Linked DNA regions of Homo sapiens: region 2 is linked to region 1. Evidence: read pairs that join two places in POLR2A ChIA-PET (ENCODE). Cell type or tissue: PC-9. All regions are shown on one strand. Each heading gives the region's core, and the rest is flanking DNA. Links, peaks and the distances in the headings are about the cores only. Region 1 overlaps SLC44A1 (solute carrier family 44 member 1). Region 2 overlaps ABCA1 (ATP binding cassette subfamily A member 1).

The links. Peaks named below come from ENCODE experiments on the same cell type or tissue, not always from the same donor. Only the 100,000 strongest peaks of a DNase experiment are listed, where the experiment ranks them.
Region 2: POLR2A ChIA-PET joins it to region 1 with 8 read pairs; 2 of 35 experiments call an interaction of 5 or more read pairs at or near these places.

Annotation. Positions count from the first base shown.
Region 1 is chr9:105,255,422-105,271,606 of GRCh38, reverse strand. All of the region lies in intron 1 of SLC44A1 (solute carrier family 44 member 1), which reads right to left. Among named protein-coding and RNA genes, the nearest start is that of SLC44A1, 19 kb to the right of the region's middle. In PC-9, for the core only: no CTCF peak of the experiment used is centred there; a DNase peak (open chromatin) is centred at 7,056; H3K27ac peaks cover 1,439 bases.
Region 2 is chr9:104,850,645-104,866,829 of GRCh38, reverse strand. It overlaps ABCA1 (ATP binding cassette subfamily A member 1), which reads left to right. Exons shown (of 50, transcript NM_005502.4): 6 at 5,030-5,151; 7 at 8,132-8,308. Among named protein-coding and RNA genes, the nearest start is that of ABCA1, 69 kb to the left of the region's middle. In PC-9, for the core only: no CTCF peak of the experiment used is centred there; no DNase peak of the experiment used is centred there.

The DNA.
Region 1 (16,185 bases), core at 5,490-9,489:
ATCTACCTTTCTGGCCAGACTTCACACTAGAGATAAACACACACTCCAGCCATCCCAAACCACTTTTGCCAAACACATTACACATTTCACACTTCTATGTGTTTGCTCGTACCATTCCCGCAGACTAGAGTTCCTTTACTGATATTCCAACGAAGTCATTATTCATCCTTTAAGACCAAATTCCATTCCTTTTCCTTCCACCCACTTGGAATTAAGGGAGGTAATTTAGGGGGAAAAAAAGATACAAGGGAACATAGGAGAGGAATGAAAGATTCTGTACCAGAGGAGCAATAAGATAAATGAGAGTAAGGGTTTGTCAGAACCTTCTAGAAAACCATCATTCCATGCTATACAGAAAATTAACAAGCCTAACAAGGTCTGACAGCAGGAATCCAAGAGGTGAGAGAAAACCTGTCAAGATTATGGGATAACAAGAAAACCTGCAGCAGAAATTTGAGAAATGTGTCCAGGAATTATAAAACAGAAGGACTTAAAGCCACGCTTGGTCTTTTCATCTATTATTCCAACAGGAAAGAAGCGTGTGAAAGTTAACCACTGATTACATAGATGGCATCAAAGAATAGAATTTAGTTTTTACCGTTTTAAGATGCTGCAAAGATTAAGCACTTAACCCTAGAAGAGGGAACCTAATTAAGTCTGGAAGAATGCCTTTGTTCAGAAACGCCTGTCTCATCCAAAGGGCTCTGAACTAAAAATAGAGAGGTAGAAAGAAACAATGTAAGTTGATACAATTACTGCATCATTCATTCAACAAACATTGACCAGGCACTGTTCTAACACTGGGGATACAGCAGTCAACAGACCTGACAAAATCCCAGTGCTTATGGTGGGAGAAAGCCAATACAAAAAATAGATAATGATTTCAGGTGATGATCAGCTTTTAAAAAAATACAGCCAAGTAAAGAAACAGAAAATGACAGCTAGGGTACAAGGTGTAGAACTGAGGGAGGAAGTCTGGCAAATCTAAGGGTAGAGCCAGAGAGAAAAGGAAGGCCCTGAAAGACGAAGGATCTCGAGGTGTTTGACAACAATGAACTTGGCCAGAACATAATAAATGAGAAGGATGGTAGTGGGGAGGTGAAGAGGGAGGCAGAGCCAGAGTAAGGTAGAGAAGAAGTCTGGATATTATATTTAAGTGTGATGGAAGCCTCTGGAGGGGAGAGGATGTGGAGTCTGAATCACCTTTTTGATCACTCAGGCTATTGAGTGGAGAAAGAACTGTAGGCAGCTAAGCACAAGACGACCATGAGTTGGGCTAGGGTGGCAGCAACAAAGTTGACCCATGTCAGATATGATTACGTAAAGAAAGACTACAGACAGTCTTAGGAGAAAATTTTTTAGAAAAAGGGACATCACATATGCCACCTCCAATGTCAATAAACAAGTGGAGAGGATGATCATGCACGAAACATCACTGAGTTCCATGACAGTAAGAGCTGTCATGTGTTGTGATCTCTCCAAAGCCCAGCACGACGCTTGGGACATTAGCAGGTACTGGGAAAAGATATTTTTTTCAATAAATTTTAACACTTTAACACAAGAAAGCACCTTACATGTATAACCAAAATTTAGTGGGATGGGATTCAATATTGGTCTATAAACATTGAAGCTCTAGTAGGTGAGTAAACTGTTTCAAATAAACAAGCTTACTGAAACATTTACTGAGTGTCTTCTACATGTTACCAGTGTGGCACACTAAGACGAGAGAGTTTAAGACCTGCCTCTCCTGTCTCCCAAGTTAGAGTTCACACCCTGGTGGTCCAGACAAGTCACACGCCTGAACAAACACCAAGAGGATTTGTGCAAAGAAGACTGCTGGCAGCTGTCAGTAACCTTCAAGCAACTGTAGAAAACCACAGCAATACAACACAGAGAGGAACATGGCAGCATCCCTGGTTTTAAAAGGGGGAAGAAAGTGAATGCTACCCACTTAGCAATTGAGCATAATGTCAACTCTCAGTAAAACTGTACAACAAAATATCAAAGGGAGGGTTTGTGGGCACTTACACAAGAAAGAGGGGACCAGTAAGAGCCAACACATGCACCTGAGTAAGCCATTCCTGGCTAAAGTCTTGTCCTTTTTTGATAGAAGAATGGAGATTGGGAAATACATGATATACCTGAATTTTATTAAAATTTATTAATCCTAACTCTAGTAATATTTCAGGGGATAACATGGGAGGAAATGGACTAAAGTACAGGTCAGCTGTATAGGAAACTGCCAGAATGGTCTTGAGAAAAGAGGTGACCAGTTAAAAAGAGTGTCTAAAGAGAGGATCTGAAAGGAAATGTTTAAAAATAAAAACAAAATGATAAATAATATCAAGGCCAAAAGATATTGCCATTAGGGGTTTCTCAAGCAAACAGGCCAGCCAGGCCACCCTATAGTGAATGCCACAATTAGGAGGTGTTCCCTAAATTAATATGCAGACATAAATTTATTAATATTAATCAGATAATAGAAACCTGGGAAAGGAAGAGCACATACACTGGATAATAAAAATAAAAGCTCATGACAGTCTATAAAGCTGGGCAAAAATCAACAGCTTTAAATTTCTTGGGGAAAATTCCAACTTCATACTTATGTTTTTAAAATTCTACAAGAAACAAGAGCACAAAAGGGAAAGCTGGCTTTCTTAAGAGCTTTTGGTGAACGGCAAGGTAACGTAAGTGAAGTTGTTGAAAAAGCGAATTCAACATAAGGCAACATTAAGAATCCAGAAGAAAGGACTACCTATATCTACTTTAGTGAGTTGCTTTTTGCATACCCCACTTTAAGAAAATTGTTGGCCAGGTACGGTGGCACCCGCCTGTAATCCCAGCACTTTGGAGGCCAAGGCGGGCGGATCACCTGAGGTTGGAGTTCGAGACCAGCCTGATTAACTTGGTGAAACCTTGTCTCTACTAAATACAAAAAATTAGCTGGGCGTGGTGGTGCTTGCCTGTAATCCCAGCTGCTCGGGAGGCTGAGGCAGAATTGCTTGAACCCAGGAGGTGGAGGTTGCAGTGAGCAGAGATCGCGCCACTGCATTCCAGCCTGGGCAACAAGAGCGAAACTCCGTCTCAAAAAAAAAAGAAGATCGTTAAAATAGAACTCAGATCAATGAAAGAGATTTGGATAGTCTACTTAGAGTAAATGTTGACTAACTGAATACATGCACTGAATTCGGCTCCCTTCCAAAACTCCACTGAAATAATAGAGGGATTTAAAACATTTGGAACTACGAAGCAGGTGGGAGAATAAATTGACCTAGTACACTCGAAAAAGCTGAATCCCGAGCCAGTGGTGGGAAAAGATAGGAAGTGAACCCACTTACACCACAAAACTCCCTCAAAACTCAGGAATTCATGGTTTAATATATCTCTGGAACTGGAGATGACAATGGGGCTAAAAATGAAGGATTCATTGGGTTGCATGAGAGCATTCAGATCTTCTGTGCAGTTGGACAACTGCCCCTCTTCTACCCAGAAGAGTTGGACCACACACAGGTACCACACAGAAAACAAAAGGATGAAGTGGAAGTTTATACACTGAATATTGAAACCAACACCCACCCCAACCTTCTTTCCCTGCTTGAGTCCCAGGACTCTGGCAGCCAGATTAATATCCTTTCCAGGAGCCCAGAAGAGACTTGTTTGGGGAAATCTGATGAGTCCAAGAGAAATGACCAAACGATACTGACACTTAGTGTTTCCCGAAGAAAAAGGCGAGCCAGACCACTCTACAGAAAATGCCACAGCCAACAATCCCATACCCAAATAATACAATGCTTTCAAACAATCTTTTAGGGCCCCGTTCCTAAATATTAATAATAACTAGATAGCTAAGGATGACCAGACAGTTAAGGAATCTTTTACCATGACAAACAGGAAAAAATAACTTGGAAGAAAAAGATGATGCAGTTGCAGAGAGAAGTGAAATTAAAACACACACAGAGAGATAACAGATGATGTAAAAACAAAAAAGAATACTGAAAAGAACAAAAGCACCCACTAGGAAATTAGAAATCATAGCAGAAATAAAAACACAATAGAAATACTGAAAGGTAAATTAAGGAAATCTATTGCATTGTGGAGAAAAGACAAGGAGTTCAAAAATACTTTTAAATGGTAAGAAAATTCAGAAACGGGGAAGAAATGGGGGGAAAAAAATCCAAGAAAGAATTAAGAAAAAATTTTCCCAATTGCAAACCAGAAATTTCCAGATTGAAAGAGCCCATACTGTATCCAGCATAATGGATAGAAGGCCCATCGCTGAAAAATGTCAGAACTTGGGTTATAAGGAAGATCCTAAAAGGTTTGAGAGAGAATAAGTTTAATATGAAGAATCAAGAATCAGAATAGCAGACTTCAACAGCGACCCTAGAAGTCAGAAGGCAATGGAACAACTCATTTAAAATTCTGAGGAAAAATAATTTCCAACCTAGAATTCTGTATCCACTCAACTATTACATATGTGACATAAAAATAAAAACATGCCAGGTGTCAACAAACTTCCCTCATGGAGCCTTTCTCAGTAAGCTACTGAAGGAGGTGGTCTACCAAATCAAGGGAATAAACCAAGAAAAATAACACCAGTACAGAGACACTGATGGGGAGAAAAAAAAACTCAAAGAAGGCTTAAATAAATGGAGAACTACATCACATTCATAGATTGGAAGACTCAGTATTAATTTGACAATTAATTCTTCCCTAATGGATCCATGCATTTCAATGCAAGCCAAATCAAAATCGCAGCAAAATTTTTTGTAGATATTAACAAGCTGATTCTAAAATGTATAGGGGAAGGCAAAAGAACTATAATAGTCAAAATAACTTCGAAAAGGAAGCAAAAAGTTAAAGGACTCACATAACCTGATTTCAATATATACTATAAAGCCACAATAATTAAGACCATACAGTACTAGTATTAAGACAGACAAACAAATGGATGAAACCAAACAGAAAGTTCTGAAATAGATCCACACATATATGGTTGATATTTGAGAAAGATACAAAGGCAATTCAATGGAAAACATAGTCTTTGTCAATAAATTGCACTGAAATAAATGGATATTCATACACACACACAAAAAACCAACTCAACCTGTACCTCAAACCTTATATAAAGATTGGCAAAATGGATAATAGACCTAAGTGTAAAATGTAAAACTAGAAAATTTTAGAATAAAACATAGGAGAAAATATTTGTGACCTTGAACTAGGCAGTGTTCCTAGCTATGATATCAAAAGCATAATTCATTCCCGAGCCAGTGGTGGGAAAAGATGAGAAGCGAACTCACTTATACCACAAAACCCCTCTGCTAAATAAGCAATGAAGGCCAAGTATGGTGGCTCACACTTGTAATCTCAGCACTTTGAGAGGTCAAGAAAGGAGGATCGGTTGAGGCCAGCAGTTTGAGACCAGCCTGGGCACATAGTGAGACCCCGTCTCTACATAAAAATAAAAAATAAATAAAAATTAGCCAGGTACGGTGGCACACACCTATAGGCCTAGCTACTTGAGAGGCTAGGACAGGAAGACTGTTTGAGCCCAGGAGTTTGAGGCTGCAGTGAGTTATGATTGCACCACTGCACTCCAGCCTGGGTGACAGAGTTAGACCATGTCTCTTAACACACACACACAGAGAAAGAGAGAGAGAGAGCAATAATTCGAAAGATACAACACCAAGAAAGATATACAGATGTTAAATAAGTACATGAAAAGATGTTCAACATCTCTGGTCACTAGGAAAATGCAAATTAAAACCACAGTGGGATATCACTAAACGTCTATGCCAACAATTTAAAAAATAAACTGACAATACCAAGTGCTCACGAGGATATGGAACAATTAGAACTCTTCTTATACGTTGCTCATGGGAATGCACAATGGTACAGCCCATTTGGAAAACAGTTTGGCAGATTCTTATAAACATTCACTTACCATACAACCCAGCAATTCCACTCCCAGATAGTTACCAAAGATAAATGAAAACATTCACACTGCATAGAAGTGTTCACAGGAGCTTTATTAATAATCATCCCAAACTGGAAACAACCCCGTGTTCTTCAACTGGTGAATAAACTATGATATATTCATATAATGGAATACTACTTAGCCATAAAAACAAACTATTGATGCATGCAATAGCATGGATGCATCTCAAATGCATTACACTGAAGAAAAGAAGCCAAACTCAAAAGGTTTACAATACTGTATGATTCCATTTATATGACATTCTGGAAAAAGCAAAACTACAGGAATAGATCAGTGGTTGCCAAGGGTAGAGGAGTGATCTGATGACAAAGGGGCAGCTCAAGGGAATTTTTGGAAGTGAGAACTGTTCTGTATCTTGCTACTGGTGGTGGTGGCTCCATAAGGCCATGCGTCTGTCAAAGTTCATACAACTGTAGAACAAAAAGTGAATTGTACCGTATGTAAATTAAAAAATAAACTAAAAAAGCACATGGGATCCAGATAATTGGGAATCCAATACAAGAAAGAATGGGCCTGGCACGGTGGCTCACACCTGTAATCCCAGCACTTTGGAAGGCCAAGGTGGGCAGATTGTCTGAGGTCAGGAGTTCGAGACCAGCCTGACCAACATGGAGAAACCCCGTCTCTACTAAAAATACAAAATTAGCCAGGCGTGGTGGCGCATGCCTGTAATCCCAGCTACTCGGGAGGCTGAGGCAGGAGAATCACTTGAACCCAGGAGGTAGAGGTTGTGGTGAGCCGAGATCGCACCTTTGCACTCTAGCCTGGGCAACAAGAGTAAAACTCCATCTCAAAAAAAAAAAAAAAATTCCAGGTATGATGTGAAGGGAGATCTTAAATTGACAGCTTTGTAAAAAAGCAGGCCTGAAGAGTATCCAGCCCAGTTTGGAGGTATGGGAGAGATCTATTCAGGAAATTGAAACTGAAAGAATATCTAAGGTATCTGAGCTTACTCAAAGGAGAGTCACACAACTAGGTGAGAGTTTATAAGCCAATTAGTTATAAGTGCATATTAATAGAAAGCTGGGTAGACAGTAGAACAAGACAACCACGATCTCCAAGAGTGACAAATGATGAAATACTACATGACTCGGCTGTTAAGAGCAACCACTTAGTCATAAGATGAAGACTAAACATTAGGCAGGGTGCGAGGGCTCACGCCTGTAATCCCTGCACTTCAGGAGGCCAAAGCAGGAGGATCACTTGAGCCCCAGAGTTTGAGACCCTCCTGGGAAACATAATGAGAACTCATCTCTACAAAATAATTTTTAAAAATCAGCTAGGCGTGGTGGTGCAAATCTGTGGTCCCCGCTATTCAGGAGGCTGAGGTGGGAGGATCACTTGAGCCTGGGAGGTTGAGGCTGCAGTGAGCTATGATCACACCACTGCACTCCAGCCTGGGTGACAGAGTAGACTCCATCTCAAACAAACAAACAAAAAAGACTGAACATTGATCCAAACAAAGTTATGATGATATATCTGCAGCAGAAGGATAAGGGCAACCCGAAGTAGGTGCACAGGGTAGGGCAAAGGATGGTGTTGGAAGACAGCTCAATCTTTATCTTCTACAGTGGAGTCCAAAATTAATGTCAAAAATTGAAAAGCGAGGAGGTAGCAGTATAAGCATATTAAAGATATATAGGGGGAAAAGCAAAAGAATTAAAGATTTAAAAGTGGTGGTCTCAGGGCAGCAGAAAATGGGGAGGGTGGGGAGCTTTTTAAAATAACAAGCCCTAGAAATGCTTAACTCTTTAAAATACAAACATATGAGCTGGGCGCAGTGGCTCACATCTGTAATCCCAGCACTTTGGGAGGCTGAGACGGGTGGATCACCTGAGGTCAGGAGTTCAAGACCAGCCTGGCCAACATAGTGAAACCCTGTCTCTACTAAAAATACAAAAAATTAGCTGGGCATGGTGGCGGGTGCCTGTAATCCCAGCTACTAGGGAGGCTGAGGCAGGAGAATCACTTGAACCCGGGAGGTGGACGTTGAGTGAGCCAAGATCGCGCCATTGCACTCCAGTCTGGGCAACAAGAGTGAAATTCCATCTCAAAAAAAAAAAAAAAATACACACATGTGTAACTGATAAAAATAAAAATTACATAGATTTAATCATGAAAGCATAAAAGTAAAGTAAAGAAGTGGCCCAGAACAGTAAAGTTTCTGAAAGTCTGACATTCAGACATGGTTGTAAAAACTAAAGGTGTTTAACTTTAAAACACACACACATACCTTGGCACACACTAAAGGCCAATTTCGGTTTTTTATTCTGTTTGGCTAATGGGTGCAGAATCAGAACAATGAAGTTACATGGACACAGAGCTCGGTAGTGCAAAATGAAATTTCTAATAACTGCCTGAATGTAGAACAAATGCCTCAGGAAGCAGTAAGTTATCTGTTGCTGGAAGTGTTTAAACAAAGACTGAACAAAATCCACGTAGAGTATGTGACATAAAATTCATGGCTACCTTGGTAGACCTCTTAAGCCCCTGACAGTTGTGTAATTCTGTAAAAGGATTCCATGTGACAATTTCCTTTGAATCAGTATCATTCTAAAATAGGACTAGAAACACTGGTAGGTGAAGAAGCTCAGGCACTCGGTACATTTGTGCTTCTTTTTCCTTTTATCCCACCTCCACCTCCTTTCAGCTTTTGGCTTTTCATTTCAAAAGTCTTAAATATATTTACATTTTATTAAAAATTACCTAAAACATTTTTGGAACCAAATGAGATTTAAAAACTTAAAGAGCATAAACAGAAAATGTATGTCTGAATGGGAGAAAGCTGGAAGATAAATGGAAAGGTGGTCTGATGTAGTGGTAGGAAACAAATTGAATACTTGGGTGTCCCTGAATCCATTCTGGACCCTGTAGTTAGTCCATGGCCATGGAACACTAAACAGGTCACTGTGCCCAGTTAGGTATGAGACTTTGGGACTATGGCAAGAGCACATGGATTTCCTGGCAGGGTAACAGGGCAGAGATACATGACTAAGTCATAAACACATAAGAGCAACAAAAGAGCCACCATAGGTTAGTCAACAACGACAGAAGAATACTTTCGATGTGTTCTACTTTAAAATTTCTAGAATCTGCTCTATCAAAGAAGAAAACTCATTTATTAGCTTAAAAGCTGGTCATTTCAACATGAAAATTAAAATATTACCCATATTATAGGTACAATCTTTTCTATGGGACTGCCTCAAAAGCCATTGTGACTTGCATACAGGCATCTGAAGCTTTGTTATTTTCTTACTCAAGGACAGTATTTTTTTCACTCTGTATAATAAAATGCTGTCATGCCTACAGACACAATAACTTTATCCTAAAGTTTACTGAACTTCATCCTTACCAGTGAAGCACAAACACAAACCAAACTTCAAAAATAACATCTATGTTCCTTTAGGGCACTTTTGTATTTCTAGTTTTTAGTTTTGAAAATTAGTTTAAAATCTAGCAAGGAATTATCAGTGTTTTACACCTTGTAAACTATACTAATATTTAGCTATATAAGAAACACAGGGCCAGGCGTGGTGGCTCACACCTGTAATCCCAGCACTTTGGGAAGCCAACGCAGGCGGATCACCTGAGGTCAGGAGTTCGAGACCACCCGATCAACATGGTGAAACCCCGTCTCAACTAAAAATAAAAAAATAAAATTAGCTGGGCATGGTGGCGGGCGCCTGTAGTCTCAGCTACTTGGGAGGCTGAGATAGGAGAATCACTTGAACCTGGGAGGCAGAGGCTGCAGTGAGCCGAGATCGTGCCATTGCACTCCAGCCTGAGCGACAAAGTGAGACTCCCTCTCAAAAAAAAAAAAAAAAAAAAAAGAGAGAGAGAGAAACACAGATTCAGCTGGGCTCTGGCACACTGACAAAGCTACACCCCTCCGTAGCATCTCCCTTAACAGACTGCACACTTACAGAAGGAAAAGTCTCATTCTTTGTTGAGCCCAGTACTTAGCCTGACAGCACACCAGCCCATGAACATTGAACAGAACCAAAGCATGCAGCCAGCTTGGGATTCTCTTTTTATTCTACCGATATTCTCGGTTCTTTTATTTTACTTTTCAGCATCTTCCCTTTGTCCTGAGTTTCCTCATTGCTGCAATGGGCAGAAGCAGTGCTGCTTGTCATCTTCCAGGTCACACTCTGAACAAAATACTTAAGACTGGAGCTTTACCCAGTCTACTCCCAGGCAGGCACTGAGAAAATGGGCCAGAAGAGCTTTCATTATGCTCTGTGGGCCAGAAACAAGAGGTGTGTTGCAGGGAAATGGGGGAAGGCGGTGTGGCAGAAGGGAAAGAAGGCCCTCATTCTTATATAATAAATCTATCGTCCAGTGCTGATTACCTGTCATACTGAGGTTTTGATGAGGCCCAGAGGGTTCTAGCTTATGATGTGCCTTTTTTCCTGATTGGTTAATATTAATGTATACACCAAGACTTCATTATAACCTAGGAACACATGCTAGCAAGGTAGAATTCAAAAGCCCACCAGAATTAAACAGTTTGAACGGCAGCTAGTTTTAATTTTCAGGTTCATTCCCATTTCTCTCCATTGGCAAGTTGTATTTGTTTTAACCATAATCTTGACAAGTATCAGCACCACAAACTAAATGTTTAGTCTCTGAATACTCCATCCCTGTTCCATATGTATTCAATAAACATTTATTGAGGATCTATTATTTGCTTGGCCCATCATCCCTATCCTCAATTCTTTCTCCAACCAAAGATAGCATTCCATCTCCGAATGGTCATTTGGAGTTTAAGTGATAACTGTAACTGCCCCTCTGCTGCAGCAGACTTGAAGAAAGGAGAAAATCCTCCAGTGCAGATCATAGCTCCCCTTCTTGCTGTTGGCCCAGCTGACCCCATAGCAGTTCATATTATCAAGTTTCAAACTTGAAGGATTCTTTTGTCAATCATTTACCCTACCTAATATCCCTTGGAGATCTCAAATCACTAATCTGAGAAACAATGATTCACGTGAAAGGGTTTTAAGTTATAATATACTTGAGTGACTTGAAATTTATCTACTTTTGCCAATATCTTAAAGAAGAACATGAAGTTTGTGATGCACTTAAAGTCAGTTTCAGAGCTGAGTGATTCTTAGTTAAGAGTCACCTGATCCAACAACCTTATTGTTGCTTCTGGTTTCACCATAATCACTTTTGTTGTCATTTGGGAGAATGAAATTGAGAAGCAGTATTTCAAGCAGTGTTACTCAAAGTGTGCTGTGTAGGAGAGCAGTTCAAGATATAGTGAAAAAAATTTTAAAGGACAGATAAGTCCAATAAAGGCCAGTTAAGCAAAGTTAAACTGGTTTCCTGGGAGGCAGGGCAATGACCCTAAATATGTTAATATGCATGATTACTTTTCAAATGGGGTTGGGAGGCCAGTGAGGGGGTGGTATGAAGTGAGCAAGAAGAACCTCTCAAACTTTTCTGACCTCAGAACCCTTTTTTTGGCAGAACACCTTGTAGCCCTGGTGCTTTGGAAGCACATACTTGGGAGAAATCCTGATTAAGATATTCTTACATAAGAAACATTTAAATCTTTCAAAGTGATGGCATGTAGAGCACCATCTATCATATCTTAGAGCCTGATTTAAGTAGCAGATCCTTCCTCACCCAGAAGTCTCCCAGCTCAATTTGCTTGTTGCAACCTCAAGATAAATAAGTGTTTCCACTTGGTCTTGGTTTACTTTCTCAGATCACATTAAACTATAAACTTTTTAAACTAGCAGCAAACTAGAATTGCTTTCAGTTTTAAAATGAAGTGCCTTATTAAAGTATTATTTCCAAACTTTCATAACTGAAATCTGCTTCTATCAGCAGTGTACACTGAAAAATGTTTTTCTTGATTAAAACTATGGCTAGTTTCAAAATATGTCAAAATATACTTAAAACTTGGTATCTTTAGAATTGTCTTCCAACACCTGTGGTTTCAGAATTGTCATGAAAATACAAAACCACATGCAAAATAGATTTGGAAAAACTTTGAGGCTTAGCAAGCAAGGAATAAAACTCTCTTAAATATGCTGAGTTTTTAAAATGAAGTTTATTATTTTAAAAATTCCAGCTCTTGCTCTGATGGTAGGAATCTCTGCCTTCGTAATTTGATCTTAATGTGCACACTAATCATTTGTGCTCCAGAGTCAACTTTATTGAGGCCATTTTCTTCACCCTTTCCTCTCTTACTGCTCTCCAGAGCCTTGTTGGCACTCAATATTAATAACACAAGCATCAATTATATTAACCCTTTCGAAGGCCATGAATCTCCAAAGACTGACTAAACATATAAATATCCATTACTTATTTAAAAGTGTATTTTCAGGAATTGGTGAATTATGGGGAAAGAACACAATTACAGTAACAAGTAGTAAACTTGCTGTCATGACAGACTTGTTCAGACTTAGTTCTTAGAAGAAAATATGGAAGGGCCCTGGAGGATACGCACAGTAGCCATTGGTCCTTACTTAGAGTCTGAAGTTTATAACCACCACTTTCAGACTCTGCTCCAAACTGTCGTACCCTGGCCTCTATAGTTTGAGGTGCACTGATTTAAAACCAACCTACACATAGACTTTAAAGAGAGAACAAACAGGCGTGGTGGCTCACACCTGTAATGCCAGCATTTTGGGAGGCCTAGGCGGGCGGATCACCTGAGGTCAGGAATTTGAGACCAGCCTGGCCAACATGGTGAAACCCCCTCTCTACCAAAAAAAAAAAACAAAAACAAAAACAAAAATTAGCCAGGTGTTGTGGTTGGCGCCTATAATCCCAGCTACTTGGGAGGCTGAGGCATGAGAATCCCTTGAATCCGGGAGGTAGGGGTTGCAGTGAGCCAAGACTGCGCCGCTGCACTCCAGCCTAGGCAACAGTGCAAAACTCCATCCCAAAAAACAAAACAAAACAACAAACAGCAAACAGCACACACAACCTCTGAAATTAAGAGACAAAAAAGTGGTATCTAAGGTACATTCAATCTACCATTTAATATAGCAGTCCTTGGAACAGCAGAGGGAAATACAGCAGGAAGTGCACAGGCTTGGAACTACTCCCAGTTTTACACTACTTGGGCGATCCTAGTCAAGGTACCTAGCCTTTCTGAGTTTCTGTTTCCTCCTCTGTAAAATGAGGCTAACTGGGACCCACCTCAGAGTTATGAGAATAAAATGAGAACTGCATGTAAAGCGCTTAGCCCAGAGGCTACCACACAGTAAATCCCCAGCAATGACTGGTGTTCTCTATATTCTATATGCTCATGACTTAAAGCATTTTCTGAAATCCAGTTCTGGGTCTTCAATTCCCTATGGAAAATACCGCCTGGAGGTATTAATATCAGTACCACCTCCAGTCAGTCCATACAAAATTGAATTCATCTTCCCCTCTCCACAAACTAGTCCCCATCTCAACTAACATGTCTAGCCATTATAATACCCTTCTTCCATGATGTGGCGTTCAAAACATCTGTTCTTTCCTTCTCTTTCATCCCACATATCCAGATTAAGTCAGGAAGGTCTATTTTATTTTGACTCCACAATAACTCTTCTCTGTTTCCTGTTTACACTGGTATGAGTTACTGAACAGCTCCCTGGGCGGCCTCTGCCTTCTATTTCTCCCATTCAGGTGCAGTTATGCTGTCAAATTAATCTTCCTTAAACCACTCTGAAAACTCCTCCATGGCTGCCCATTTTCCTCCCCTTCAAATATGAATGCCTTCCCCAAATGCAACATAACATCTCTTCACTCCACTCTGGTCAGGTCTCCTTTCCATACTGACAAGCAGCAAGTTATTGTCTGCTTCCTTGCCTTTGACCAACTGTTCTTTACACTGGAATTCCTCTCCCTGCTTTCTACTAAAATCTGTCTGCCCTTCACTTTTTCTAAACCCCATTCTTCCAGACCAGATCTTTTGCTGGAGAATCATTTTCAGGAAGCCAACTCCCCAACTATTCTTTCCTCTCTTGGTTTCCCCGTCCCCTGAACTCCTTGCCACCCAATTTAGCCTCTAATTATTTATGTTTGTTTCTCTCTTTGCACTCATTTTCTAGACACAGTTTACAATCTGGGAGCCAGGCACGGTAGCTCATGCCTGTAATCCCAGCACTTCGGAGGCCAAGATGGGTGGATCCCTTGAGCCCAGGAATTTGAGGCCAGCCTGGGCAACATAGGGAGACAAGACCTCGTCTCTACAAAAAAATACAGGCCAGGCACAGTGGCTCACGCCTGTAATCTCGGCACTTTGGGAGGCCAAGGCGGGCAGACCATCTGAGGTCAGGAGTTTGAGACCAGCCTGATCAACATGGTGAAACCCCATCTCTACCAGAAATACAAAATTAGCCAGGCGTGGTGGCACATGCTTGTAATCGCAGCTACTTGGGAGGCTGAGGCAGGAGACTCGCTTGAACCCGGGATGCGGAGGTTGCAGTGAGCTGAGATCATGCCACTGTACTCCAGTATGGGCAACAAGAGCGAAACTCCGTCTCAAAGAAAACAAAAACAAAAACAAAAAAAGGCCGGGCGCAGTGGCTCACACCTGTAATCCCAGCACTTTGGGAGGCCAAGGCGGGTGGATTACCTGAGGTCAGGAGTTCGAGAGCAGCCTGACCAACATGGTGAAATCCCACCTCTACTAAAATACAAAAATTAGCCCTCTGTCGTGGTGGGCACCTGTAATCCCAGCTACTCAGGAGGCTGAGGCAGGAGAATGCTTGAACCTGGGAGGTGGAGGTTAAAGTGAGCTGAGATCACGCCACTGCACTTCAGCCTGGGTGACACAGCAAGAGTCCATCTCAAAAAATAATAAAATAAAATAAAATAAAATAAAATAAAATAAAATAAAATAAAATAAAATAAAAATAATACAAAAATTAGCTGGGCGTGGTAGTGCATGCCTGTAGTCCCAGCTACTTGGGAAGCTCAACCAGGAGGATAGCTTGAGCCCAGGAGATTGATGCTGCAGTGAGCTGAGATCTCACCACCGCACTCCAACCTGGGTGACAGAGAGAGACCCTGTCTCAAAAAAAAAAAAAAAGAGTTTCCAGCCATTTTGTAATCTTAAGAATGAAAGCCATATGCTTACATAATGAAACCAAAAGGAGAGTGGGTCTTTGATAAACGAGGAGTCTCATATTAGCCCTGAAACACTACTTCTGGACTTACTTTGGGTAAGAAATACATTTTTATCTGGTTTATCTAGTTTCTTTCAGTTTTCTGTCATATGCAGCTGGATCTAACTCTTAAATGATACTCTGTCTCACAATAAAATTACCACAAGAATATAAACCAGGCTGGGTGTGGTGGCTCATGCCTGTAATTCCAGCACTTTGAGAGGCTGAGGTGGGCAGATCACTTGAGCTCAGGAGTTCAAGACCAGCCTGGGCAACATGGCAAAACTCCATCTCTACAAAAAATACAAAAATTAGCAGGCATGGTGGTACATGCCTGCAGTCCCAGCTACTCGGGAGGCTGAGGTGGGAGGATTGCTTGAGTCTGGGAGGTGGAGGTTGCAGTGAGCCGAGATCCACTACTGCACTCCAGCCAGGGTGACAGAGCAAGACCCTGTCTCAAAAATAAAAATAAAATTTTTGGAAGTCAGGGTACCTTTCCAAAACTCAAACACAAAAACATTTTTAAGGGAAGGATTAATGGTTATTAGAACATCAGGGAGATTTAGTTTACATTAATATTGTAATTTCTGAGATACATTCATGAGTTGTGCAGTTTGCTAAAAGTATCTGAGGCAAGTTTTATTATTGTTTATATTTTATAGCTGGTGAAACTCAGGCACCAAAGGTTAAAGAATGTGGTCCAAATAACTCAACTAGTGATAAGGTGGGATTCAAATTGATATAGTCTGGCTATAGAGCCCACCCTCCTGCCAGTACACAATGATGTTCAATCCTCTGGATTCTAACAGCTGTTTAGAGAAGAAATAGTGAAAGGACTTCTGAGGAAGGCAAAAGGCTACTCAATGACTAAGGCAGGACCATTTAGTTGGCAATGAGGAAGTATAACAGACTAAATTCAAATGGATTTTATTAAGAAACAGGAAGAAAGTTTTACAGCAAATATATGATGTTTTAAATTAAACTTTTTGCCATTATAAATAATGCTACAATAAAAAGATTCTTACATATAGCATTACTCAACTTTAGAATTACCAAATAAAGGATGTT
Region 2 (16,185 bases), core at 4,036-8,035, 400 kb after region 1:
TAGTGGAAAACATAGGATGTTGGGCACAAAAGAGTCACAAAACGCCGGGCGCGGTGGCTCATGCCTCTAATCCTAGCACTTTGGGAGGCCAAGGCGAGTGGATCACCTGAGGTCAGGAGTTCAAGACCAGCCTGGCCAACATGATGAAACCCCAACTCTACTAAAAATACAAAAAGGAATAATAGCTGGGCGTGATGGCGGGTGCCTGTAATCCCAACAACTCGGGAGGCTGAGGCAGGAGAATTGCTTGAACCTGGGGCTTTGGAGGTTGCAATGAGCCAAGAGCGGGCCACTTCACTCCAGCCTGGGTGAAAGGGTGAAACTCTGTATTAAAAAAAAAAAAAGTCACAAAAAAGGGCTGGCCACCTAACCCAGCTTGAGGATGGGAAGGCCAGGGCAGGCTTCCTGGAGGAGGTGACTCATGGGCCATGTCATGAGGATGGGGTAAGAGGAGAAGGTATGTTTCAGACATCTGGCTTTCTTAATATTCTTGGCTTTCCACCCATTTTCCTGCCAGCAACATAGGGGAGAAGACTGAGACCAGCAGATACAAAGCCACTGTACTCTGTCCTCACCCCCTCCTTTTTTCTCCCCTTCCTACTACCCAGATCTGAGGTTTTGAGAAATCTCTTCTCTAATTATCTGCTTGTTCATTCATTTGTTGAGAATCTACTATGTGCATAGCATTATGACCACAAAATGTCCTGGTCGTTGTCATCATGAGAGGTCTTACCCCTTCCTCTCCAGCCACTTCTAGGGATTTTTGACTCTGTCCTTTTCCAGAACTTGGCTCCAGTCTGGTTGCTCGCCATGAAGCACTTACAGATAAACCTCATCTTGGGCCAGTGCTTCCATTTACTGTCTCCTTTTGGCTTGCTTATCCTTCCTTCTGCCTTCTTGAATTGATTTGCCTCTTTATCTCCCCTTTCAGCCTTGAAAGTTCCTCGAAGGCAGGGACTGTGTCCCCATCTTTTCTATAAATGGCATTGTTGTACATTGGTAAAGTTGAGTGAAAAAATCTTTTTGATAATCACAAATTATTACCATATATTGAGCACCTACCATGATGAGTATCTCTGATCTTCATATCTTTGAAATGTGGATACTATTACCTTCACTTAATTGGTAAGAAAATTTGTGCTCAGGGAGGTAAAGTCACTTTCTCACAGTCACACAGCTATTTCACAGGAGAGTGCAGTATCAAATTTAGGTTTTTCTGGTCCCAAACCCTGATGTTTCCCCCACATCATTGTTTCTCAGACTTGGCTGCAATCACCTGAAAAATTTTATTAAATTCTTTTTTTTTTTTTTTTTGAGACAGAGTCTCGCTCTGTCACCCAGGCTGGAGTGCAATGGTGCCATCTCTGCTCAGTGCAACCACTGCCTCCCACGTTCAAGTGATCCTCCTGCTTCAGCCTCCCAAGTAGCTGGGATTACAGGCACCCACCACCACACTCAGCTAATTTTGATATGTTTAGTAGAGACTGGGTTTCACCAGGCTGATCTCAAACTCCTGACCTCAAGTGATCTGCCCACCTCACCCAGCCAGGTTTTATTAAATTCTGATGCCTGGGTCTTACCCTAGCAGTTCTCATTAGTTGCTCCATGGTGTGGCCTGGGCTTTGGGATTTTTGTGAAGCCCCCAGCTGAGTCTAACGGGCAGTCATGTTTGAGAACCAGTATACTACACCATGTTGCCTTCCTGTTTTCACACAGGTTGGTGCTAGTGTGTGAGTCTAAGCCTACATGGGTGGATATCCACGTGATCAGGCTGCAAGTTCTTTGTAGTGGAGGATCTTTGGCCCTCCCTGCTGCTTCCCAACCCAGCGAACCTACCACACCATGCACGTGCACAGCCAAGGGTTGTTGACTGTTTAATCAGTCTCTGGGTTCTTATGTCTCATCCGGGGGATTCACTGATAGGAGGCTGGAGCTTGATCACATCCAGATGTTCTCATCTTCAGAGCCTGTTAACATAACAGAAGTCTTATAAACATGCTGAGCACACTCACTGGTCTGGAGAGTGTTGCAGGATGACCTAGGCCCATTGCAGGGGTGGCCTGGGTCGCCCTCCCACACTTCTGCCACCCTGCTTGGGAAGGAGGGAGCTGTTTTGAAGTTCCCTGGTGCAATATGATGTATTGCTCTGGCTCTGCTCAGGAGGAAGCTATGGCCCACCTAGTCAGTGAGGGTTAGCTAATACGTGTATTCTGTTTCTGTTGAGGTTTCACAGAGGCCTTTTTTGACCCTTCATTTTATAGATAAGGCAGTGGAGGCACAACTACATGAAATGACTCGACAAATAAATGGATTTAGAACCCAGGTTTCTGACTCCCAGGGTGGTGCTTTTTCCATGGTTGTACAGTGATTAATGTCTACCTTTTCACACCAGTCCTCAACTGAAGACACCAGCTTACACCTTCCTTCCTGTTTCTCCCAAGAACAGAAAGTGACCCCGGATGTCGCTTTCTGTTCCTGGGAAGGCAGTTCCAGTGGTTAGAAGTCCTGTTCACTCCTGGGGTGTGGCCTGGGGATGGTCCTGACATCCCTGGGCTCTTCCTGGACCTGGCCAGCTAAAAGGAAATCTCCTATGATGGTACTCAGATACTTTTGGAACCTTGTCAGCCCTAATCCCATCTCCTAGTGTTTAGTATTCAGCTACCCTTCACTGGGCAGTAATTCTGTGCCAGGCCTGATCTGGGCATTGGTGGTACTAAGAACGCATATTCCCTATCCTATAGGCATAGTCTGGTAGAGACAACATGCAAGTAAAACAATGTTCCTTAAACTGTGGTTCCACACCTCCCTCCCCCAACATTAAAAGTGTAAGGGATGCTTATTCAAATGTAGATTTGTAGGCTCTGCACTCTAGACCCACTATTTCAGAATCTCTGGGGACTGGGCCCAAGAAACTGCATTTTCGCATGCTCCCTAAATGAAGCTTAGGTGCTCTGAGGTTTGACAACTGCAGTAGAGAGCCTAATGCTAACAGTGTAGAGTCACATGTGATGGGAAGCATCAGGTAGGTAGCAGTTTGCAGGAGCACTGATTCTGAGGGACACTAACTGGGCCTAAGAACAGCTACTGGCTGTCATGAGGAATAACTAGGAGCTAGCCATAGAGGGGTAGCAGTGAATCATTTCTCTAGCGATGTAAATCTTGCTCAATTTATTCTGTCTATATAACTCAATATTACTGAAGTTTGCCTAAAGCAGAATACACCTGGATCATACAGCATTTATGAGAGACTGGCTGGGCTGTCAGGCCCTCCTGTTACTTTATCTCTGCATGTGACCCTCTTAGCTCCGCGGATTAACTCCTGTCCTCATTAAGCCTCACACTGTAGCCCCATTTTCAGATCAAACCTGTTTCTCTTCTGGTAAATGATTTCAGTTTGCAAAGTTTGCCCTCTAGAGGTTGCTTAGTGCCTGGCCATGTGGGCTCAGTTCATGTGGTCCTGATGAGCTGGTTTTATCTTTATTACAAAGAAGTTAGGCTGTTAGGAGAGTGGGTTGGAAGGAGAAGAGGTAGACAGCCAAATGAGATGAGTCAGGGAAAACTATACTGTTTCGGAGTCATAGGGCTCCTACCAAGCATCTGGTCAGAAACCTCTCATTTTGGAGATCAAGAAATTGAGGTTCAGAAAGATGACATGAGGTACGCAGGGACGCCACCAGACACAGCCTCCAACTCTAGAAACTAAAATTCTGGATTCTTAGTGCTGCTTTTTCTGTTTTGTTGCACTGGATTGAAGCCTTTTCTAACTGTACTCAGAGGGCCTATTATTTAGGGAGATTCCGTATGAAATCCTTTAGCAATCAAATCATTTAATAGGGCTGATGGTTTAAATATATGTTAATGTGTTTTCCTAAAGCCTGGCAGACCTGGGTTTTGGAGCTTTGTATCACATGTTTTATGTTTGGAATGAAAATGAGACCATGTCTGTGAAGGCACTTTGATATGCGTAATGCACTCTGCCAGTGTTTGTCAAAACATGGTCCCCAGGTCAGCAGCATCAGCATCACCTGTAAGTGATTCTCCAGTCGCATCCCAGGGCCGCTGTATCAGAAACTCTGGGGGTGGGGGTGGGGGTGGGGGTGGGGGTGGGGGTGGGGGTGGGGGTGGGGGCCGGCCCGGCCCGGCCCGGCCCGGCCCGGCCCGGCCCGGCCCGGCCCGGCCCGGCCCGGCCCGGCCCGGCAGTCTGCATTTTAACAAGCTCTCCAGGTGATTCTGATGCATACTTAAGTTTGAGAACCATTGCTTGTTTTGCATTAAACAGGAGATTAGTCTCTGCAGCTTGTGGGAATAAAGCTTTAAATCTCTCCAATTTTAGCTCTGTGAAAAGGCAGTGGGGAGACAGGAATGAACGGACTAGTGCCACAAAGCTCAGGTGGGGTGGGTGAGATCATTTAGAAGAGAAAGACCGGGCATGGTGGCTCACGCCTGTACTGTCAGCACTTTGGGAGGCCAAGGCAGGTTGGATCACAAGGTCAGGAGTTTGAGACCAGCCTGCCTATCATGGTGAAACCCTGTCTGTACTAAAGATAAAAAAAAAAAAATTTGCCAGTCATGGTGATGCATACCTGTAATCCCAGCTACTCGGGAGGCTGAGGCAGGAGAATCTCTTGAACCCGGGAGGCGGGGGTTGCAGTGAGCTGAGATTCCACCATTGCACTCCAACCTAGGTGACAGGGTGAGACTCCGTCTCAAAATAAAAAAAAAAAAAGAAAAGGAAAGGCTGTGTGTGTGTGTATGTGTGTGTGTGTGTGTGTGTGTGTGTAACAGCACCATCACACTGTTTGAGTTGAGGAGCACATGCTGAGTGTGGCTCAACATGTTACCAGAAAGCAATATTTTCATGCCTCTCCTGATATGGCGATGCTCCCCTATCTCATTCCTGTGTGTGTTTAGCCAGGCAACTGTTGATCATCAATATTATGATAACGTTTCTCCACTGTCCCATTGTGCCCACTTTTTTTTTTTTTTTGAGTTACTTACTAAATAAAAATAAAACACTATTTCTCAATAGACTTGAAGCTTCAAGATTTCCTGGTGGACAATGAAACCTTCTCTGGGTTCCTGTATCACAACCTCTCTCTCCCAAAGTCTACTGTGGACAAGATGCTGAGGGCTGATGTCATTCTCCACAAGGTAAGCTGATGCCTCCAGCTTCCTCAGTAGGGCTGATGGCAATTACGTTGTGCAGCTACTGGAAAGAAATGAATAAACCCTTGTCCTTGTAATGGTGGTGAAGGGGAGGGAGGTAGTTTGAATACAACTTCACTTAATTTTACTTCCCTATTCAGGCAGGAATTGCCAAACCATCCAGGAGTGGAATATGCAACCTGGCGTCATGGGCCAGCTGGTTAAAATAAAATTGATTTCTGGCTTATCACTTGGCATTTGTGATGATTTCCTCCTACAAGGGATACATTTTAAGTTGAGTTAAACTTAAAAAATATTCACAGTTCTGAGGCAATAACCGTGGTTAAGGGTTATTGATCTGGAGGAGCTCTGTCTAAAAAATTGAGGACAGGAGACTTTAGACAAGGGTGTATTTGGAGACTTTTAAGAATTTTATAAAATAAGGGCTGGACGCAGTGGCACTGAGTTGAGAACTGTTGCTTGCTTTGCATTAAATAGGAGATCAGTCCCTGCAGCTTGTGGGAATAAGGCTTTAAATCTCTCCAATTTTAGCTCTGTGAGATGGCACTGGGGAAACAGAAATGAACGGACTAGTGTCACAAAGCTCAGGTGGGATGGACGAGATCACTTCAAAGGTCTGTAATCCCACGTCTATAATCCCAGCACTTTGGGAGGCCAAGGCGGGAAAATCACTTGAGGTCAGGAGTTCGAGACCATCCTGGCCAACATGGCAAAGCCTGTCTCTACTAAAAATATGAAAATTAGCTCAGCGTGGTGGCATGCTCCTGTAGTCCCAGCTACTCGTGAGGCTGAGACAGGAGAATCGTTTGAACCTGGGAGGCGGAGGTTGCAGTGAGCCAATATCACGCCATTGCACTCCAGCCTGGCTGACAGAGTGAGACTCCATCTCAAAAAAAAAAAAAAAAAAAGAATTTTATAAAATCAGGAAATAATATTAGTGTTTATGTTGAATTTTAACTTTAGAATCATAGAAAACTTCCTCTGGCATCATTATTAGACAGCTCTTGTGCAGTGGGTAGCACCAGACCCAGCTTGCATGGTTATTGATTTTTCAGAGACACTTTTTGAGCTTATTCTCTGGCAGAAAGGGGAACTGCTTCCTCCCCTATCTCGTGTCTGCATACTAGCTTGTCTTTACAAGAAGCAGAAGTAGTGGAAATGTTTATTCTTGAAAATAAGCTTTTTGCTTCACATGATCTAGAATTTTTAAAATTAGAAAAATGTGCTTACTGCGTGCCCTTCTGAAACTAGGAAAATATGCCTTGTGTTTACCAATTGTGTGGTTAGGAGATGGGCCAAAGGCATCAGGCTTTTGAAAGTAGTTGCATTTAGCATAATTTCCATTGCCCCCTGCCAATTTCATATCTGTCACATCTAATCAGTTTAAAATAAGGGGCATCCTAAGCATGGAGATGGTCCTTGGATGGTCCTTGGAGTTTCTGTATTTTCAGTATTCTTTTTTTTGAGCATACAAGACATTTATTGAAAAATTCTTGGGATCAATACTTGTGTAAGGAAAGGAAAGGGAACAAAGCATGATTGGGCAGAGGCAGAAGATGACATCAACAAAGGCCCTCCGTTGTCAGTATTCTTTTTTTTTTTTTTTTTTTGAGTTGGAGTCTCGCTCTGTCACCCAGGCTGGAGTGCAGTGGCGTGATCTCAGCTCACTACAACCTCTGCCTCCCAGGTTCAAGTGATTCTCTGCTTCAGCCTCCTGAGTAGCTGGGATTACAGGCATGCACCACCACACCTGGCTAATTGTTGTATTTTTAGTAGAGACGGGGTTTCACCATGTTGGTTGGCCAGACTGGTCTTGAACTCCTGACCTCAGGTGATCCGTCTGCCTTGGCCTCCCAAAGTGTTGGAATTACAGACATGACCCACTGCACCCGGCCTGTTGTCAGTATTCTTAAACATAGACACTAACTGTAGGCTGACAGCCTAGCAGCAAGGACCAGTTAAAGAAATGAGTAGAACTGAAGTGTGCTTGAGTATCTCTGGCAGTCAGCAAAAACTTAATGGGAATCATGGTAGGCCAAATGTTCTGCAGTATTTCAAAAGCTGCATGGGTTTTGAGAGGCTTTTGGTCCATCACTCACCTTAGGTTGTTCTACAAGCACATCAGCCTGCCCCAATTTAAACAGGGCAGTTAGTAATGGTGTAATAAAGAGTCTGCATTGTTCATTCCTTCAACAAATACTGGCTATAATGTTTCAGCACTGTGGATGCAAAGTGAGCAGGATAAACAGGCTCTTCTTTCAAAGCTTGTGGTCCACTGGACCACGTATGAAGTAGAATAGTTTAGGTCCAGAAAGGCAATTAAGTAAAATATGACCAAGAAGAGGCTCTCTAGTGGGTTTGGTATAAAGAAAAGATAAGAATGATTTAGAATTGGCCTATCAATGAGATAAGAGGCCTGGCTTTCTGGCACTCTGCTCTAGGGCAAGTAAAATGGAGAATTCCAAATTCTGAAATTGTTAGAACATAGTTCTGTGTCTTAGTTAAATATCTACACTTACAGATAAATAGCATAAATGCTTTCTCCCCATATTTCAGCCCAGTCCTACTTAAAGACAACATAAATTGCAAAATAGTGAGGATGTTGTTCATCTAATAAAAGTGGTTCCAGGAATTCAGACTCTGGATTCCTGTTTGCCAAATCATGTGTCCCACTCTTAAGAAAACGAGTTGGACTCTGGATTTTTCTTTGCAAGAGGGACAAGAGTGTGGGAGATACTGAGTTAATGCAACTTGCAGGTTTTAAGTGTCCTGTCATTGTGCCTTGTGCTTTGATACATTCTGAGTTTCAGTAAAGAGACCTGATGCATTGGACTGTTGCAATGGAACCTGTTTTAAGATCTTCAAAGCTGTATTGATATGAAGTTCTCCAAAAGACTTCAAGGACCCAGCTTCCAATCTTCATAATCCTCTTGTGCTTGTCTCTCTTTGCATGAAATGCTTCCAGGTATTTTTGCAAGGCTACCAGTTACATTTGACAAGTCTGTGCAATGGATCAAAATCAGAAGAGATGATTCAACTTGGTGACCAAGAAGTTTCTGAGCTTTGTGGCCTACCAAGGGAGAAACTGGCTGCAGCAGAGCGAGTACTTCGTTCCAACATGGACATCCTGAAGCCAATCCTGGTGAGTAGACTTGCTCACTGGAGAAACTTCAAGCACTAATGCTTTCGGAATGTGAGGCTTTTCCTTGGACAGCATGACTTTGTTTTGTAGAAAAGTACGGCTGGCTGGGAGTTTGTGATATAATTTAGTTCAGTGGTATTCTAAGTGTTCTTAGTGTTCTTTCAGACTTTTGGGCCATCTCCCAAAGGGTGAATGGGAAGAATAAGCTGGGTGTGGCTGAGTTTAAGCCAAAAGTTTTTTGTGCTTGTTTCAATCAGAGAAGACCTGCTTTTTCATGTTTTTACTATTATAATACTAAGCAAGAGCTCATTTGAAAACAGAGTTCTTCATATTTAAAAAAAAAAAGTCTTGAAACCATTGATGGGAAGATGGATATCTATTTATGTTTAAAAACCCATCATAAAGATGACATTGTGGGCTGTCACAGTTGGAAGGCCCTGGAATTAGATGAGACCACACTATTTAGCTTACTTAGTAATAACATTGCAAAGAAAAATTCCGACGAAGTTTTTTCAGCCTAGGAATCAATAGTTCAGAGAAGCACTCTATGAGAATACCCATTCATTCTTAACCAAAAAATACTGGTGAGCCTGAGCAGTTTGGTCATCAGAGTGTTTTATATAGTTCCAGAACAAATATGTCTCTAGGTGTTCTGAGAGCTCTGGTGAAATTCCTCTCGCTACCCCAAACATCATCATTTAATATCCAGGATTCTGGTTTTCTACTCACCAGATAGATTCTCTTAAAACCAGGGAAAGATTCCTGGAGGAAGGATGTATCTGGAAAGAGATGTTCCTTATTATAATAAAATGAAATTGTAATACTCTTGGATTTTGTGCAGCACGAATTCTTTATAGAGAGTTGGTCCTCCCAGAGAATTAAGAATACTCAGTTTCTGGACCCTGTTCCCAGATCATACCCTAGAATGTGACCTTAGAAACACACTTCAGGATTCATACCTTTGATTGACCATCAAAAAGTTTTTGTATCGGCCAGGTGTGGTGGCTCACGCCTGTAATCCCACCACTTTCGGATGCCACGGCGGGCAGATCACGTGAGGTCAGCAGTTTGAGACCAGCCTGGCCAACATGGTGAAACCCTGTCTCTACAAAAATACAAAAAATAGCCGGGCGTGATGGTGGGCACCTGTAATTCCAGCTACTCGGGAGGCTGAGGCAGGAGGATCGCTTGAGCCTAGGAGGTGGAGGCTGCAGTGAGCTGAGATCTGTCTCACTCTGTTGCCCAGGCTGGAGTGCAGTGGCGCGATCTCGACTCACTGCAACCTCCGCCTCTCAGGCTTAAGTGATTCTCATGCCTCAGCCTCCGAGTACCTGGGACTACAGGCACCTGCCACCACGCCCAGCTATTTTTTGTATTTTTAGTAGACATAGGGTTTCACTATGTTGCCCAGCTGGTCTCGAACTCCTGAGCTCAAGTGATCTGCCCACCTCGGCCTCCCAAAGTGTTGGGATTAAAGGCATGAGTCACCGTGCCTGGTCCCATGTTATAATTTTAAAGTAAGGTATATTTCTCTACAGGGATCTTTGCAACCCTAAGTAACTGGCCTAAAAAGTTAGAGAAGCTGACTTGTGCAGACATTTGCAGCCTGTTGGTCTTTTTTGTGCTGTGAATCATAGAGGGTGAAAGGTTATTATGAATGGTACAAAACTTTGTTACAAAACCATTTTCTTGGACTGTTTTGGGCTGCTTCACTGCATGACAAATGCTCACCCTTTCAGCTGGAATGATTGAAATTTTGGAAAAGATGGGTGTTTTTAGAAGACATTGTAATTTGTTCCGGTGCTGTGCCCATTCATTCCATTTCACTTCTGTTTACTCATTAAACACCTATTGTGTACACAACCCGGTAAAATCCCTCCACTCACACAATGCCTGAATTATACTCATAGTAGAATGACTGTTTAGCCCTCATCATCTGATAATTAACAGCTCAGGTTTCAACCTGACAGTATCTCTCTGGGAGGATTAGCAGCGTGACAGAGTGCAGGGAAATGCACCTTCAGAACCGTCAGCTACACTGTGTCCCATCCTGCTGTGTTGTGGTTGTGCCTTGTGGATGCGTTGGTTTATGACCAGGTATTGATTAAGGTGGCTACTACCAGGTGCTTTCTGCATATCTCGGGTTTGTGGAGCACTCAGGTTCTGCTTCTGCCCCTCTGCTGTTACCAAGAGACCTCTCTTCAAAATGGGGCTCTTGAGTTAGAGTAGAATGAGTGATCAGGATTGTTTTGTGTAAAGATGATTTCTGAGGAAGGCTTTAGGATGAAATGACTTCCAAACATTTTGAAATGTGACTCTTACTTATTGAATTAAGCAGGGCCTTAATTGGAATGCTGGGACTGATACTTGATTTGCATTAAGCAGCCTTTTTCTATTGCTGCTTGGTTGAAATTTCAACATTTGTGATGGTAGATGGATGTGACATGTGATGACATTGCACATGGGCAGTTAACTGTGCCAAGAAGTGCAGCAGTAGCAGCAACCGGAGATGCAAAGCCCAACATGATGGGGAGAGAAACTCTTCTTTCAATATGTGCTTCTGTACCAAAAGTGGAATTTCACGAGAGACATATTTTGAAACATTTCTCCTTTTGTGTGTGCGTGAGTGTTTCCCTGTTTCCAGCCAAGGGTATTGTGAGTTTCTCCTGGGCCTCCTTCAGAATCTGGGTGCTCTGGAAAGCAGTGTTTTGGCAACATGGGGAAAGTATGGCAGTGTGGGAGGGTCAGCTGGGTCTGGGTTTGAATATTGCATTTGAATATTTTACCAGCATTGATGTCGGATAAATTATTTAGTCCCTGTAAGCCTCAGTTTTCTCTTCTTCTACATACACATAATATATTTGACTCTTTGTTGTGATTATTGGTTACACATATGAAGAGCCTGGTGTGGGGCCTGGCACACAATAGGTGCTCAATAAATAGAAGTTGATAATTTAATTGACATGAGTAGTAGAAATTATGTCCTTGAAAACAATTGCGTCAAGATAGAAGTTTTCAGCCAGGCACAGTGGCTCACATCTGTTGTAATCCCAGCATATTGTGGGGGCCGAGGCGGATGAATCACTTGAGGCCAGGAGTTCAAGACCAGCCTGGCCAACGTGGTGAAATCCCCTCTCTACTAAAAATACACATATTTGCCAGGCAGGCGTGGTGGCGCACACCTGTAATCCCAGCTACTGAAGAGGCTGAGGCACAAGAATCGCTTGAACCCAGGAGGTGGAAGTTGCAGTGAGCTGAGATCACTCCACTGCATTCCAGCCAGCGTGACAGAGTGAGACTCTGTCTCAGAAAAAGAAAAAAAAGATAGAAGTTTTCTTCTGTAGATCAGTGTTAGAACTCATACCAAGCGAAGTGGTCCTGGTGAGTATTTCAGTGAAAAACTGCATTCTTGCTCAGATATTGTCAAGACTTTTCACCCAAAGATTCTTATTTATGTCTCAGTCCGTACCTTGTGTGAAAATTAATACTGGATGTCAGAACGCTGTTGTGTTTTTAAAGTTCCCTGGGGTTAAGAGCAGTTTCCATTAGGTGTTCTCTGCTTTTTACTTAAAAATCTTACTCATGCATTGAGCAATATTTATTCAGTTCTTATTATGTGTCAGGTATTTTCTAGGAGCTGGACTCAACTCAAAAGATATCCTTTTGATGAGAACAAAGGTGGGTGGATATATGAAATATTATCTGTGGGATAAATGCACTTAGTCATGAGGGAGACTTGTTATGGAGTGCGCTCATTGTATTTGTACTGTTGAGTTAACAACTTCTAGGAGGAGCTCAGGGCCACCTGGCAGGGGCTTCTTTTGTCTTGCTGCTCAGCAAGGTGTATTTTGCTGTAGAGTGTGCTGGGCAGGTGAACTTTTCTTAACTTTCTCTTGGGTCCTTCCTAAAGCAGCATGTACCTTTCCCAGAGCGAGGAGAGGGCCACCTTCCTGTCTCACAGAAACCTCCAATCTGTTTTGGACTGCAGGAAGGAGCCATAGTAGTGGACCAGCAAATTTTGGCCCGAGAGATTGATTTGCTTCCGATTGTACTTTTTTTTTTTATTGCTACTATAACAAGTCACCAAATACTTAGCAGTTTATAACCACATACATTTATTATTTCATAAGGCCAGAAGCCAGGATACAGTAGAGCTCACCTAGGTCTACTTCTTAGAGGCTCACAGGGCTGATATCAAGGTGTTTGTGGGGCTGTGTTTTTTTGGGGGGGCTCTGAAGATGAATCTGCTTTGGAGCTCATCCAGGATATCAGATGAATTCAGTCCCGTGCAGTTGTAGGACTGAAGTCCATTTCCTTGCTGGCTGTCAGCAGGGGCTGGTTTTTGCTCCTAAAGGTTGCCATCATTCCTTCTTATGCTTTTCATGTGACTCCTCTCCCACAAGTGGGTTGAGTATCTCTCACACTTTAAACCTCTGACGCCTCCTGTCACATCTGTCTCCAGTCAGAGAAAGTTCTTTACTTTTAAGGGCTCAGGTGTTTAGTTTGGGCCCATTCACATAATCCAGGATAATCTCCTTATTTTGAGGTTCATAACTTTAATTACATCTACACAGTGCATTTGCTATGAAATGTGCATATTCACAGACTCCAGGAATAGGGTGTGGACATCTTTGCAGGGGATATTCAGTCTGCTGTAGCTTTCTTGATTGGAAGGAATAGTTTATCATATATTTGAAGTGTTCCCTCAGTGCCTTTGGCTTTTGTTGACCCCTCTGCAGCTCTCTGCTTTTTCTTGCCCATATTTGGAAAGTGACTCTAAAGCATAATAAGCATCACCTATTAGGGTTTTTAATGTACAAACCAAACAGAGGTGACTTTGGGAGGAGAACATCTCTGAACTAGGTATGAGACATTCATCGAAAAAAATCCATCAAGTGTTTATTGTATGTCTGCTTTATACCAGCACTGTTCTAGGCACTGAAGTTCGACCACCAACAAGGCAGTTGTGATGCACTTGGAGCTTTCATTCTGATGGGCATTGAGATCCAGGCTGAAGGCTGAGTCTGGGAATTTGAGGAATTCTTTGTAGGTCCTGGGTCTACAGAGTGAGAGCTGTCCTCGTTCCAGTTTCACTGATGACCTCTCGACCAGCTCCCTCACAGCAGTCTTTGCCAACACAGACACTGTGGGCTGTAGTGGGAGGAATGTGGGGTTGAATGAGCTAGGTTTGGGCTCTGTCCTTGACTCACCATTGCCTCAGTGATGTGAAAATGGTGTCTGATCCTTAAGGTTGGAAGTCCAGGCATGCAGATTTATCTCCATCTCAATAACGTGGGGAAAAAAAAGAAGTGGTTTTTGTGGAACCAGTGGTTCCACTGTCCACGTGTCTTCCAGTGTGCCTAGCACATTCCCACCAAGTGGATCTTGGTTCATGAGGGAAAGAAGGGAAAGTGAGGGTGCCCCGAGGCTCCCAGAAGACAAGTAATGTCACAGCTGAGCTGTGTACAGATCGAAGAAGCAGATGGATAAGGAGTGAACAAAGTCATCCTTGTCTTGAGGGGTCTTTATTTAGCTTCTTCTTGACTCTTAGACAAGGACCCAGAATACAGATGGGGCTTGTTGTTACCTTCAGCCTCATGGCTTTTTAGGGCTAGATACTTCAGCTTGTTACATGCAGTCCTTAAAGCGTCTGTGTGGGTTTTTGCAGGAGAGAACACTTGCTCGTGTTCTCCTGTCTGGAACCCGGACATTGTTGGAAAGTATCAGATTTTGTTTGGCTTTGTGTGATTTGACTGCCCACCTGTTTACTTGCTTTCTCCCAGCAAGCAGCCGCAATCCCCATGGGTTGGTAATGGGTGGAATGACACACTGTGTAGATTTACTCTTCAGACTCTATGTTCACCTCATTCTTATGGGAAAAGAAGAGCACTAGCTGGTAGATATAGCAGTGTGTTAATATGACTGCTCAACTCCATTTACACAGACATTTTCACCTTAGTTATACTATTTCTTCATTAAATATTGTTGCCAGATCTAAGATACAGGTTTAATTTTTTCCTCTGAATTATGTGGTAGTAGATGTATTTAACTATGTTTAGAAACAGCAAAAAATGAAGCGTTTGAATGCGTTAAACACATCTAATTTGAAAGTTAATATTTAGGTTGTTGATTTATTTTTTAAAAGATTAGAATATTCCTTAGAAATGTAGTCTTATAATTTCGTATTTCAATAAAAAATATTAAAATGTTTCCCAGAGGAAATCTTTACTGTCATAGAAATCACCAGAAAGAGATAGCAATTACTCCTGGGTGGTGATAGTCTTTGATTTGTGGTTTACTTGTTTTCAGTTTGAACTAAAACATACTAATCCCAGCCTGAGTTGGATTTTGCATATGGTCAAAGTGAAGTAGAGATTTTTGTCTACTTTATGAAGATATTTAAAGGACATTTGAAATGTTTCAATGAACACATTGTAACATGCATTCCCAGGAGGAAAACAAAATTGTGTATTGTGTTGAAAATACTATTCCAATATATGTATACCCACGTCTCATTTTGTCATAGAATTCCTGAAAAATTTAGATGTAGATGAGATTTTTATAAGTTGAAAATATTTTCAGTTGCATTTTAATTGCACAGATGTGTTTTCTACTTCTATTTGGCTGTGACTCCTAATGCATTGTAATATTATCTTCCAGTGTTCATTTCGTGTAGTGATAATGGATTAACAAATGCATTCATTCATTTAGTAAACATTTACTGAGCCCTAATCAGTGCCATGCTCTGGCCCAGGGAGGTAGTCATGTGCAAGGTCCAGCCCTCTCTGTTTCATTCCTGGTTGGGGAATGGGTGGGACAGACCAGGAAAGGAGCAGCTGCCGTATAGAGCAGGAGACGCTCTGCTGGGTGTGATACAGTCCCTGATGGGGCCTCCTACTGCAGTCTTTCCAGTCAGGAAGGAAACATCCTCTAAGTGGGGACCTAAAGAATGGATGTCAGCCAGGTAAAGAACAGGGAGTAGAATGTTCCAGGTAGAGGACATAGTATATGCATTGGTCCAGAGAGGAGAGGGAAGAGAAGGTGGCATTTAGGGGAACTGTACCTGATTGAGATAGTTCAGCATGGAGCAGATATAGCTGTGGGGAGTTTGATGGGAGAAGGAACGATGAGACGTGATGCCTGCAGAGGTGGGCAAAGGTCGGCTGAGGCAGGTCTTTCTTCACGAGCCATGTGAGGATATAGGGCCTTATCCTCAGAGTAAAGGGAGCCATTAAAGGCTCCACAGGCTGAGTGACTTGATGAGGTGAATACGAAACAGAGCATTTCTGTGAATGTGAATGGCCTTTGGAGCAGAACTAAGTTCATGAGGATGGAAAGAATATAATGAAGCCATCTCTTAGACCCAGAAAGAATGGGGCACAACAGCCTTTATCTTTCTGGGGCCAATGTCACAGAATGCCATGCTTTTAGGAAACATGGTATGTTGTGATTAACACATTTTGCAGAAGTGGGTGGGAGCTTTTGAATAATAACAGTAAGCATTTGTGCATTCTTCCTGTAATGACATTACAGTTATGATCTGAAAATATTGAGTCATACATGAATTCCTGTTATCTTAACTCAGAAAATATAGTCCCTCACTAAAGGTTTTATTTTCCTTCTTTTTCCCATTTCCTTTACTTCGTATAAGAAAGTCACTTGTCTCCTGGGTGCAATGGAGACCTATGTGAGTTCATAGCCAAGAGAATGTTTTTGGTTAGAAAAATAATAGTAGGAATTCCAAGCTGTGAATTTTTTACTGAAGCTCTTTGGAAATAGGATTTGGCAAGTTTTGTCTGCCTTCGTCAAGTAAGCATGAGCAGGAGAGCACAGTTAATAGCAGGTGCAGACACATGATTCTCAGACCGTATTTTGTG